Linked DNA regions of Homo sapiens: region 1 is linked to region 2. The links are chromatin contacts, found by Hi-C in ENCODE. All regions are on one chromosome and are shown on one strand. The core of a region is the stretch at or near the end of the contact, and the rest is flanking DNA. Distances in the headings are between cores, read along the strand shown. Region 1 has its middle 3.5 kb from the start of MIR4425. Region 2 has its middle 33 kb from the start of ID3.

Region 1 (4,721 bases), core at 1,551-4,050, 1.4 Mb before region 2:
TCGCCCACAGCAGGGGGTGGGGGTGGGGTAGGAGGGGGAGGGGCAAGGGAGAGGCCAGGGGTCCTCATAACCCCTCAGCTCAGCCCTCAGGCCTAGGCCAGGGTTCAGGGGCGGCCCCAGGGGTTGGTAAATATTCTTTCCCTTAGGTGTGGAAGAATGCCCTCTCTGTTGTCCATGCGAGAGCAGTGCAGTTCAGGATGCCTCCATGGCCCGGGCCCATTTTTCAGAAGGCAAACTAAGGGAATCCCAGAGATGCCTTGGAGGCCAGTCTGGTTCCCTCCCACGCTGGGAGTAAGATCACCTCCTGGATGTTCGGGCAGCCCTTGGTGACCATCAGTGGCTCACTAAATATCTGCCTTTGGAGACCCTCTAAGCCAAGGCCCAGAGAGGGCAGTGATTTGTCCAAGGTCACACAGCAGGCCGGGGGAGGTCCAGGCATACCTCTAGGTGAGTCCATACCCTGCCCAACCCACCAGTACTGCCAGCAAACATTCATTTGGCATCTACTGGATCCTTTGCAGGGACATGGGATTAAATAAGACAGCATCCCACCGACGGGGTCCAAAAAATAATCATGAGCAGTCGCCAGAACCTGGGCCAGGGGATCTCAGTGCTGCCTTCTCATCCAGGTCTCGAGGCTTTGAAAAAATACAGATTCCAGGGCTCCAGCCCTGAGATTAGGATTCAGCAGACTGGGAAGGAGCCCAGGAACCTGCATTTTATAAAGTTCCTCTAGTTGATCTGATGGATTGAGAAGCTTGGAACAGACTGTAAGCAAATTGAGGGCAGGGGCTGCCCCGAAGGAGGGGAGGGGTTTTCCAAGGGCTTCCAGTGAGAGACACACACCCCAGCCTTCCCCTCCCACACCAACCTCTGCCTGTACACAGGGCCCAGCCCAAAGAGGCTTCCAGGAACGAGGCACTGACAAGAATAGTTCCAAGAGGCTGAATGACGGCCCCCGCCTCTCTCTGCTCTCCCCACTCCCGAGTTCACATGCAGGACAGGGTGGCCATGCTCCAGGCAGCCAACGAGGTGGGCGATCCCACTGTGGACGGCTCTGCCTGGTGTTAGGGCCCTGGCCTGTGCCCTCCGTCCCCCGTCTGCACCCTCCCTGAGGTCCCTGCGGCCCAGGCTGGGTGGCTCCAGGCCTCCGTAGGCTGTAGGTCCTGGGGTGAGGGGGAGTCTCTTGTCTGTCCAGAGAGTATGAGGCTGGGAAAGGCGGGGGTGCTAGGACCTGCAGCTAAGGTGTGTGCGGGCTCGCTTCCTGGTACTCGAGGAGTTTGGTGCTCCCGGGCCTGGTAGCGTGGGAAGCAACATGGAGGCCCTGGGCTGGGCTGTCCCTGTGTGCCTGGCAGAGCATCCAGCCAGGACCAGGCTCAGTGAGGACTCATGGACCGACTGATCTGGGGATGTGGGTGGCAGAAGCTGCCCCCTCCCTGTCTCTAACGCAGTGCCCAGCTCGGCCACCTCACGAGGCCACTGTCCTCTCAGACTCCATGTCTGCTTCTGTGCAATGGGCAGCAGGGGTGGGAAGAGAAAGGCTTGTCCAGGGCCACAGTGGGGCTAGAGGGAGCAGCCAGGCCCCTCAGCAGGCCTGCTCCTAGCGCCAGGGGCCACATCCCCACAGCCTCCGCTTTTGCAGAGGGCAGGGGAGACAGAAGTCACCGAGAGGAAGTAGAGAGCCCTCCCCAGACCCATCTGAGTGGGGCTGCCAATCGCCGGCTCTGGAGCTTCGAGCAGGGCATGGTGCCACGCCTCTCAGAACCCCATTTTCTCATCTGTGCAGCAGAGACCCCCCGACTCCAGAGGGCTGCTTTGAGGGTTAAATGAGCAAAATCTCGTGAATGTGTGAGGAATAGTCATTATTTCGATAGGCGTGATTGACATTTTTCTCACTAGAGTGTGAGTTCCAGGGGCAGGGGTTGTGCCTGACATTGGTAGGTGCTCAGTTGGTTTGTGGAGTGAATAAACGAGTGTAGAGGGAGCCGTTCTCTTGGCCTGTGCTGGAGGCTTCCTGGGGCCTTGTTCAGCACATGTGTGTGCTCACGTTTGTGTGCACCCATGTGTGTAGGCATGCATGTGCATGTGTATGTGCAGGCATGTATGTGTGTGCACGTGTGTGTAGGCATGTATGTGAATATGTGTGTGCAGGTATGTATGTGTGTGCAGATGTGTGCATGCAAGAATGTATGTGTGTATGCATGTGTGTAGGCATGTATGTGAATGTGTGTGTGCAGGCATGTATGTGTGTGTAGGTGTGTGTATGCAGGTAGGTATGTGTGTGCATGTGTGTGTGGGCATGTATGTGAATGTGTGTGTGCAGGCATGTATGTGTGCGTGTGCAGGCATGTATGTGTGTGTGCAGGTGTGTGTGCGCGCAGGTGTGTGTGCAGGCATGTGTGTGTCCGGGCATGTACGTGTGTGTCCAGGCATGTATGCGTGTGTGCAGGTGTGTGTGTGCACAGGCATGTAGGTGTGTGTGTGTGGGCATGTATGCATGTGTGCAGGGGTGTGTGTGTGTGCAGGCATGTGTATGTGTGCAGGTGTGTGTGTGTGCAGGCATGTATGTGCGGGAGTGTGTGTGCACGCATCCACATGCCTGCACACTCCTGCATGCGGGTCTGGCCCCGGTGTGGAAATGTGGGTCTGTGCATGGCCTGTCTGGGTCTGTGTTTTGCATATGGGTCTGGCATGTGGCCATTTGCATGTACTTCTCAGTCTGTGGGCCTATAGCTATGAGTGTGCTCACCCCACAGGTGTCCAGGCTTGGTCCGGAGTGAGGGTGTCTGATTATTGGTGTATGGCGGGTATGGGAGGTTGCCTCCTGCTCTCCTGACTCCCTCTCCCCAACCAGGACTCCAAGTTGTGAGCCCGCCTGGGAGTGCCAGACTATGTAAAACAGAGACCAGGCCCAGGGAAGCCCCTGCAGAGTGGCCCCTGGGGACTTCCAGGCCCCTCCTCCCTGGATGCCCCTCCCCTCAGTAAAGCCTTCTGCCCCTTCCAAAGTCTCATGACTCTCCACTCAGGGGCTTCCTCTCATATCTGGGGGCTGCACACAGTGCCCAGATTTCCCTGTCTGCCCTCTCTCCCACCACTGCTTTCAGCCCCTCTTGCAATGCCAGGCCTGGCGTCTCCCTCCTTCCTTTCTGAGGCCCCCGCTTCACTTCTGCACAGTTCCCCCAGCTGCTTTTGTGAGCTCCACTGTGCGCCAGCTCCTGGGCCCTGGCCCTTCGCCTGCATCATGGTTACCACTGAGAGAGCTTCTAGCTGAAGCCCCATTTTACCAATGAGGAAACTGAAGCTCAGAGAAGTTAAGGAACTTGTTCGAGGTCACACAGCAAGTGAGTGAGAATCAGACACAAACAAGACTCCAAATCCAGGTCTCTTTCTCATACAGCCACACCACCACCATGCTTCAAGTCATATCAATGACTGAGCCTCACTGGGAGGACCGTGTAAACCCCTTCCCCAGATGGACCCCAGGGGTTCAGGCACCTCCCATATCCATGGCTCATAGGATGAAGGCTCCTGGCTCTGGAAAAGGCCTCCTGGCCTCCTTGTGGAGGAACTCAGGCTCACCCTCTGCTCCTGGCGGAGCCATGTTTGGGCCTGGAAACCTCCAAGCCTACCCCAGTTGGGCCAACTTGAAGCCCCCAGGTCTTCTCAATGCCACATAGCACTTGCCTGGCGGGCCCCATGGAGAGGTCAGAATCCCCTTCGGCAGGGTCATTACTGTTTCCCCAGAACACGCTTCCATTTGGCAAGGACACGTGTGTTGGGGGAGCCATGTGGCTTTGATTTAAATTTCACCCTGGAAAAACGATGGTTTGGATTAAGGGAAGAAACAGTTGGTGAAATGTCATGGAAAGAAAGGAGGGGAGAACAGGGAACCTTTGTAGCAAGAGCAGCCCCCAAACTTTCAAACCCACATTCCAGAGGTTTCTGAAGGCCTGCCATGCAGACCTGACCTCCTACCCCAGCATGCTCCTGTCCTCTTCAGTAGCAGTGAGGTGTCCTCAGGAGATATCCCACTGGTCCTGCTCCCTCCTCTTACAGAAGCTGAAACAGAGGCTCAGGGAAGGGTGGCGACCTGCCTGGGGCTATGATGAGTTCTGGTGGCTCATGGAGCTCAAAGGAGGCTAGGGGTGGGGTGAGAAGAGGGACATGAGGCTCTGCTTTCCCCCACTCTGTTGGCACGGGGCTTGACCTCTCTAGGCCTCAGTGTCCCCAATGAGAAAGGGAAGAAAAAGGAATTACAGTATTTTCAATCTCCACTGGAGCTGAGCGAAGCCCAGGAGCCCTGTGGAAGGCCAGTGTGCTTGGCTCTGACTTCCTGACCCTTTGCTTATGCTGGGCTTGGCTCTGACAGCATCCCACGCGTGGCCTGCGCTGAGTTCCCAACACCCACAGTCCCCACCCTACAGACAGCAGACTGAGGCTCCTAGAGGCTAGGAAACTTACAAGGCTCCAAGAGGCTAGGAAACTTACGAGGCCCCTTGGCTAGGATGCGGCCCCAGGGGCTGTTCCTAACCACTGGACTGTGAGGTTGAGGCTGGGAAGAGAGTGGAGAGGATTTAGCCCAGGGCTGTGAGAGCTGGGAACAACCTGAAGCCCACACCCCCAGGAGTACCTCACAGTTTCTAGGTCACCAGCTCTGAGTCAGGAAGTCTCTCGATGTCATCCATTCATTTAGAGGCGGGAGCTGAGGTCAAGCAGAGGGA
Region 2 (4,783 bases), core at 854-3,353:
CGTGCCCTGAGGACAGACCAGGATGAGAGGTGCATAAGGGCAGGGTTGGGGGAGGGCAGCCTACGGGAAGCAGTGTGGCGAGCCTTGATCTTGGGGCCAGCCATGCATGGTTCACCTGCCTGCTTGCTCATTAGCTGTGTGCATTGGGCACATCTTCTTTGCCTGCAGAGGCCCCAGGCTCATCCCTGTGGCTTGCTGGGGCCAGGGCCAGGGTGTACTTGACTGACTACCTTCATGGACTCAAGACACATCTGGGACACACCAGGATCTTCCATGTTCTGCTTCTTACTGAGGAGTCAGCTCACAGGGTCTGGCCAAGGTTACCTGCCTCAGCCAGAGTATGCTGAGCCAGAAGGACCCTTGGGCCACGGGATCCAAGCCCTTCATTTTACAGATGTGAGGCTCAGCCCAGAGAAGCTGAAGGACTTGTCCCAGGACTCTCAGCCAGTTGGCTTCAAAGTCAGTTCCAGAGCCCACGTCTCTTCACTGCCAGCCCAAGATCTTTCCATTCACCCAGCCATGAGGGCTGGTCCTTGTTGATCCATTTGAAGCCTGTTCCTATTCCATGATATAGTTGCCTTCAGGTACCAGATACTGGACTGGGTGCTTTGCACAACATGCCTCTTTTAATCCTCACCACGGCCTCTACAGTCACCATTTCTGTTTCATAAATAAACTGAGGCTCAGAGAGGGTGTGTGATTTGTCCAAGGTCACACAGTAAAGTAAAAATAGGTCCAGGATTCAAGTTCATACCTTCCTGTCTCAGAAGCCTCTACTTACTATTGTCCTGACCCAAGGGGAGCTCACCATCCAGAGAGGGGCAAATATGGCAATACATACTTGCAACAAAATGTGATCAATGTTATTATAGATATAGTCTCAGGCACAGTAGACAGTTTCCTGAGGTTGCCCCACTTACACCTCACAACAGTCCTTAATATAAAGTACACATTGTTATCCCCATTTCACTGATGAGCAAACTGAGGCTCAGAGAGGCAAATTCCCCTATCCGGGGTCATATAAACCCTGTCTATCTCTCTGTCTGTCTGTCTGTCTGCAGAGCTCATAGTCTGTTCTCATGAACAAATCCTGCTCCTCTAAAGTCCTGAACAAACATTGCTTCATTCAGTCAACGTGCATTTCTTGCATCCCTATTATGTGCCAAGCCCTGTCTTAGATATTCTTGGAGGTAGAGATGAATAGAACATGGCCTCTGCCCCCACCTCCAGCCAGCAAAGAGGTAGATTGGGGGACCTTGGGTCTCTACCCTGTGTCCTCTATGTGACACTGATGGAGGACCCTTGGGCACTGGCCCAGCCTTCCCCCTTCAAAATGCCCATGGGAAAGGCCGAGGGAGGGAGGCTGAGACAGCTTCAGGCCCCCGGGGCTGCCTTGTCCTCTCAGCCTGGCTCTGACTCACCACCCACACCTGGCAGTGGCCTCAGGCAGCTACGCTGGAAATAGATGGGGAGGGAGGGGACGTGACACCTGCACTCTTGGCTGCCATTCCCACCCTCCCTGCCAGGAAGCAGGGAAACATCAGCTAACAGAGCCCACCTGAAACTGCTGGGCTTGGGAATGCTCCTGGGAGTTGAAGCCCCCAGCCGACTGGAAAGGCTATCCCAAGAGCCATGAGGATTACAATAAAAATCACGATGATGTCTCGCTTTTCACAGTGCTTGGTGGTTCTTGAGCACTTGTTCTATGCCAGGCCCTGGTCCAAGTAAGTGCTTTGCATGTCTTAATTATCTTGCTGAAGTCTCACGGCTCCTCAGGAAGTTATACTGTGATTAAGCCCATTTTACAGATGAGAAACTTGAGATTCAGAGAAGCCAAATAACTTGCCTAAGGCCATGTATTAGGCAACGTGCGCCCATCCCAAGCTTCTCACCCAATCCCAGCTCACATGGCTCATTCCAGTTCACAGGTGTTAGCTGTGTTCCCATCTGCCCTGCCCAATCACCTTCCCTCTTTGACAAGGCAAGCTCACCCTTCTTACAACTCTGGGAAGCAGAAATCAAACTATTACCCTTCTCTTTCCTCCCTACCTATCTCAACCCCACCCAGCCTTCAGCCCAAGTCTGATCATGTTGCCTCCCTGTCTAAAACCTCTCCACTGCCCTTAAGGTAGTGTATTCAGCTGGGCATGGTGGCTCATGCCTGTAATTTCAGCACTCTGGGAGACTGAGGTGGGAGCATCACTTGAGGCCAGGAGTTGGATACCAGCCTAGATAACATAGTGAGGCCCCCATCTCTATAAAAATAATAAAATGATTAAAAAGATAAAATATATTCAGAGCCCTTCAAGAACTGGGCCCTGTCACTTTTCCAGCCTCATCACTCACCAGTCTCTGCCTGGGCAAGTCAGGACACCTCCCAGTCCTTGTTTTTCTGGTGGGGACGATGACACTTCCTCACAGTGAGGAGGATGGAGGGGGCAGATGTATGTGAAGTTCTTAGCAGGGCACTCACCATCTGTTTGGTGTTCAGTAAACCTTCATGTCCTGCTACTAGCTCTGAGCCAGAGGCTGGGGCAGAGTTAGTGATGTGTGAAACAGTCTATTCTCAGCCAGGCTGGGATCAAGGGCTTCATGGTGGGCCGGCCAAGAGCTATCAGTGTTACTGGAATTCATTATTTCAAGAAATGCTGAAAAGCTTCAGAGCAGCAGTAACAAACTAGAAAAAAAAAAAAGGCAAAGGAAACAAACTTTCACAACAGGCTTTTAAAAAAAATCTTTACCACAATGTAGAAGGTAGATATACCCACTCTACAGAAAGGAAAACTGAGGTCAAAAGGGTGACAATAGACGAAAGGTGTCAGGGACAAGGCCGGATCTGGAACCAGCTGTCAGGCTCCAAAGCCCATGTTCCTTCCTCTCCTGCACCCAGCCTCCCCAAGCCTGGAGGGTGGAAAGTGTTTGCTTAGGAGAGGAGGTACTAGTATATTGGGGAACGGGGGAAGAGGAGGATGAAGAGCTTGAATGGGGGCCCAGAGACAGGAACACAAGGCAGATGTGGGTGCAAGGGAGTGGAGATCAATAGCTGGGGTGAGGTCATCTATGACAAACAGAGATGCCTGGATTTGATCCTCTGAGACCTTTGAGCCCAAATCCTTCCTCCCCCTCCACTCCCCTTTCCAGATGGGGAAACCGAGGACCTGTGCCTTGCCCAGGCCTCCATAATGCCGAGGACAGTGAATGGCTGGAGGAGGCCTGAGGGACGAAAGGAGGAGGTCCCGGGTGGGCAGCAGCTGCCACCTCTCTCTGCCCGCCCTATGCCTCTCAGAACAGTGCCCCCACCCCCAGGCTTGGCCTGGTCGCCTGACTTACAGGTGGGAGTGACTCAGGCTGGGGGCCTGCCCTGGTAGCGCTGGCCCCTGGGCCACAACCGAGCTCTGGGCCTCTCAGCTGTGATGTCAGCGGGCTCTTCCTTCCTCCCGCATCTGCTTGAAAAGGTCACCTATTTTAAACTCTTTCTCACCCCACCCTGCCCTTCCCCCAAAAGAGGACGAGTTTTTCTAACCTGTGTCAACAGCTCAGTTCAATATCCAAACATCTGTCCCTCCTGGTGCCCATCACCAGCCCTCCACCATCAGAAAGCCGCAGCCCTGTCAGGCTCTTCCAGGCTGCAGAAACCCACCCTAGCAGCTGTTAGCTTCACAGACTCCTGAGCATCTGCTGAGGGCCGGACACGGCCCTAGGTGCGCAGGGATAGATCCCTGCCTTCTTAGAGCTTACATTTTAATAGAGGCAAACAGACAACAAACAAGCCAACCGGTACTGTACCAAGATCATCTCTAGGGGTGGCCAGTGCCCTAAAGAAAGTAAAACAGGACAAGAAGATAGTGACCAAGTGGCTAATTGAGTGAGTGGTCAAAGAAGGCTTCCTAAGGAGGTGACAAAGATGTGGGGAAGACATTTCAAGGCGAAGGAAAGGCAAGTGCAAAGGCGTTGAGGTTGGCCGGGCGCAGTGGCTCACGCCTGTAATCCCAGCACTTTGGGAGGCCGAGACGGGCGGATCACCTGAAGTCAGGAGTTCGAGACCAGCCTGGCCAACGTGGTGAAACCCCATCTCTACTAAAAATACAAAACTTAGCCGGGTGTGGTGGCACATGCCTGTAATCCCAGCTACTCAGGAGGCTGAGGCAGGAGAATTGCTTGAACCCGGGAGGCGGAGGTTGCAGTGAGGTGAGACCTCCCCACTGCACTCCAGCCTGGGCGACAAGAGTGAAACTCCATCTCAAAAACAAACAAAACAAAACAAACAAACAAAGGCATTGAGGTGGGAAGGGAAAGGTATGTTAGAGCAGTGGTTCTCATAGTAGGGTCCCCCAGCCAGCAGCATCAGCATCACTGGGACCTTGCTAGAAATGTCCACTTTTGGGATACACCCTAGACTTGCTAAAACTCTGAGGGTGAGACCCAGCAAGCTGAGTTTTTAACAAACCCTCCAGGCGGTTCTGATGCACCTGAAAGTTTAGGGTCAGTGAGTTAGAGCTCAGAAAGCAAGCCATGTGGCTGGAGTGTGGGAGGGTGAGGTTGATGGCAGCTGATCTTAGCGTCACTCCAGTCTGTTCATTCACAGCCCCGCCTCCTCCTCCCTGCTTCTCCATCCTGGCCCACTCATGGCAAACCTTAAAGCCCTTCTGAGGCCTCCCCATTGCCTTCTGGGTGAAATTGGAACCTCTCAGCTGGGCTTATGAGGCTCCTCAAGATCTGCTTCCATTCACATCTCCCACTTCATCCCTGGCCCTCCTCTTTCTCACAATCTTATACTCCTAAA

What was found. A loop is a pair of places that touch in the nucleus more often than their neighbours do. Pooled maps may share reads with other maps.
Region 1: a map with no recorded cell type shows a loop between it and region 2 (10-fold over the local background). The contact joins two enhancer-like sites. A Hi-C loop is called at or near these places in 2 of 37 single-sample maps with no recorded cell type and 3 of 50 pooled maps.

The regions. Positions count from the first base shown.
Region 1 is chr1:25,017,619-25,022,339 of GRCh38, reverse strand. No RefSeq gene overlaps it. Among named protein-coding and RNA genes, the nearest start is that of MIR4425, 3.5 kb to the left of the region's middle. RefSeq lists enhancers at 1,207-1,735, 1,994-2,890, 2,848-3,007, 3,048-3,117, 3,208-3,317 and 3 more. Within about 2 kb of position 2,800, at least 3 of the 41 ENCODE cell types and tissues checked have a DNase peak (open chromatin) inside an H3K27ac peak, as active enhancers do.
Region 2 is chr1:23,590,376-23,595,158 of GRCh38, reverse strand. No RefSeq gene overlaps it. Among named protein-coding and RNA genes, the nearest start is that of ID3, 33 kb to the right of the region's middle. RefSeq lists enhancers at 917-1,687, 1,688-2,459, 2,183-2,462, 1,716-2,915. Within about 2 kb of position 2,103, at least 12 of the 41 ENCODE cell types and tissues checked have a DNase peak (open chromatin) inside an H3K27ac peak, as active enhancers do.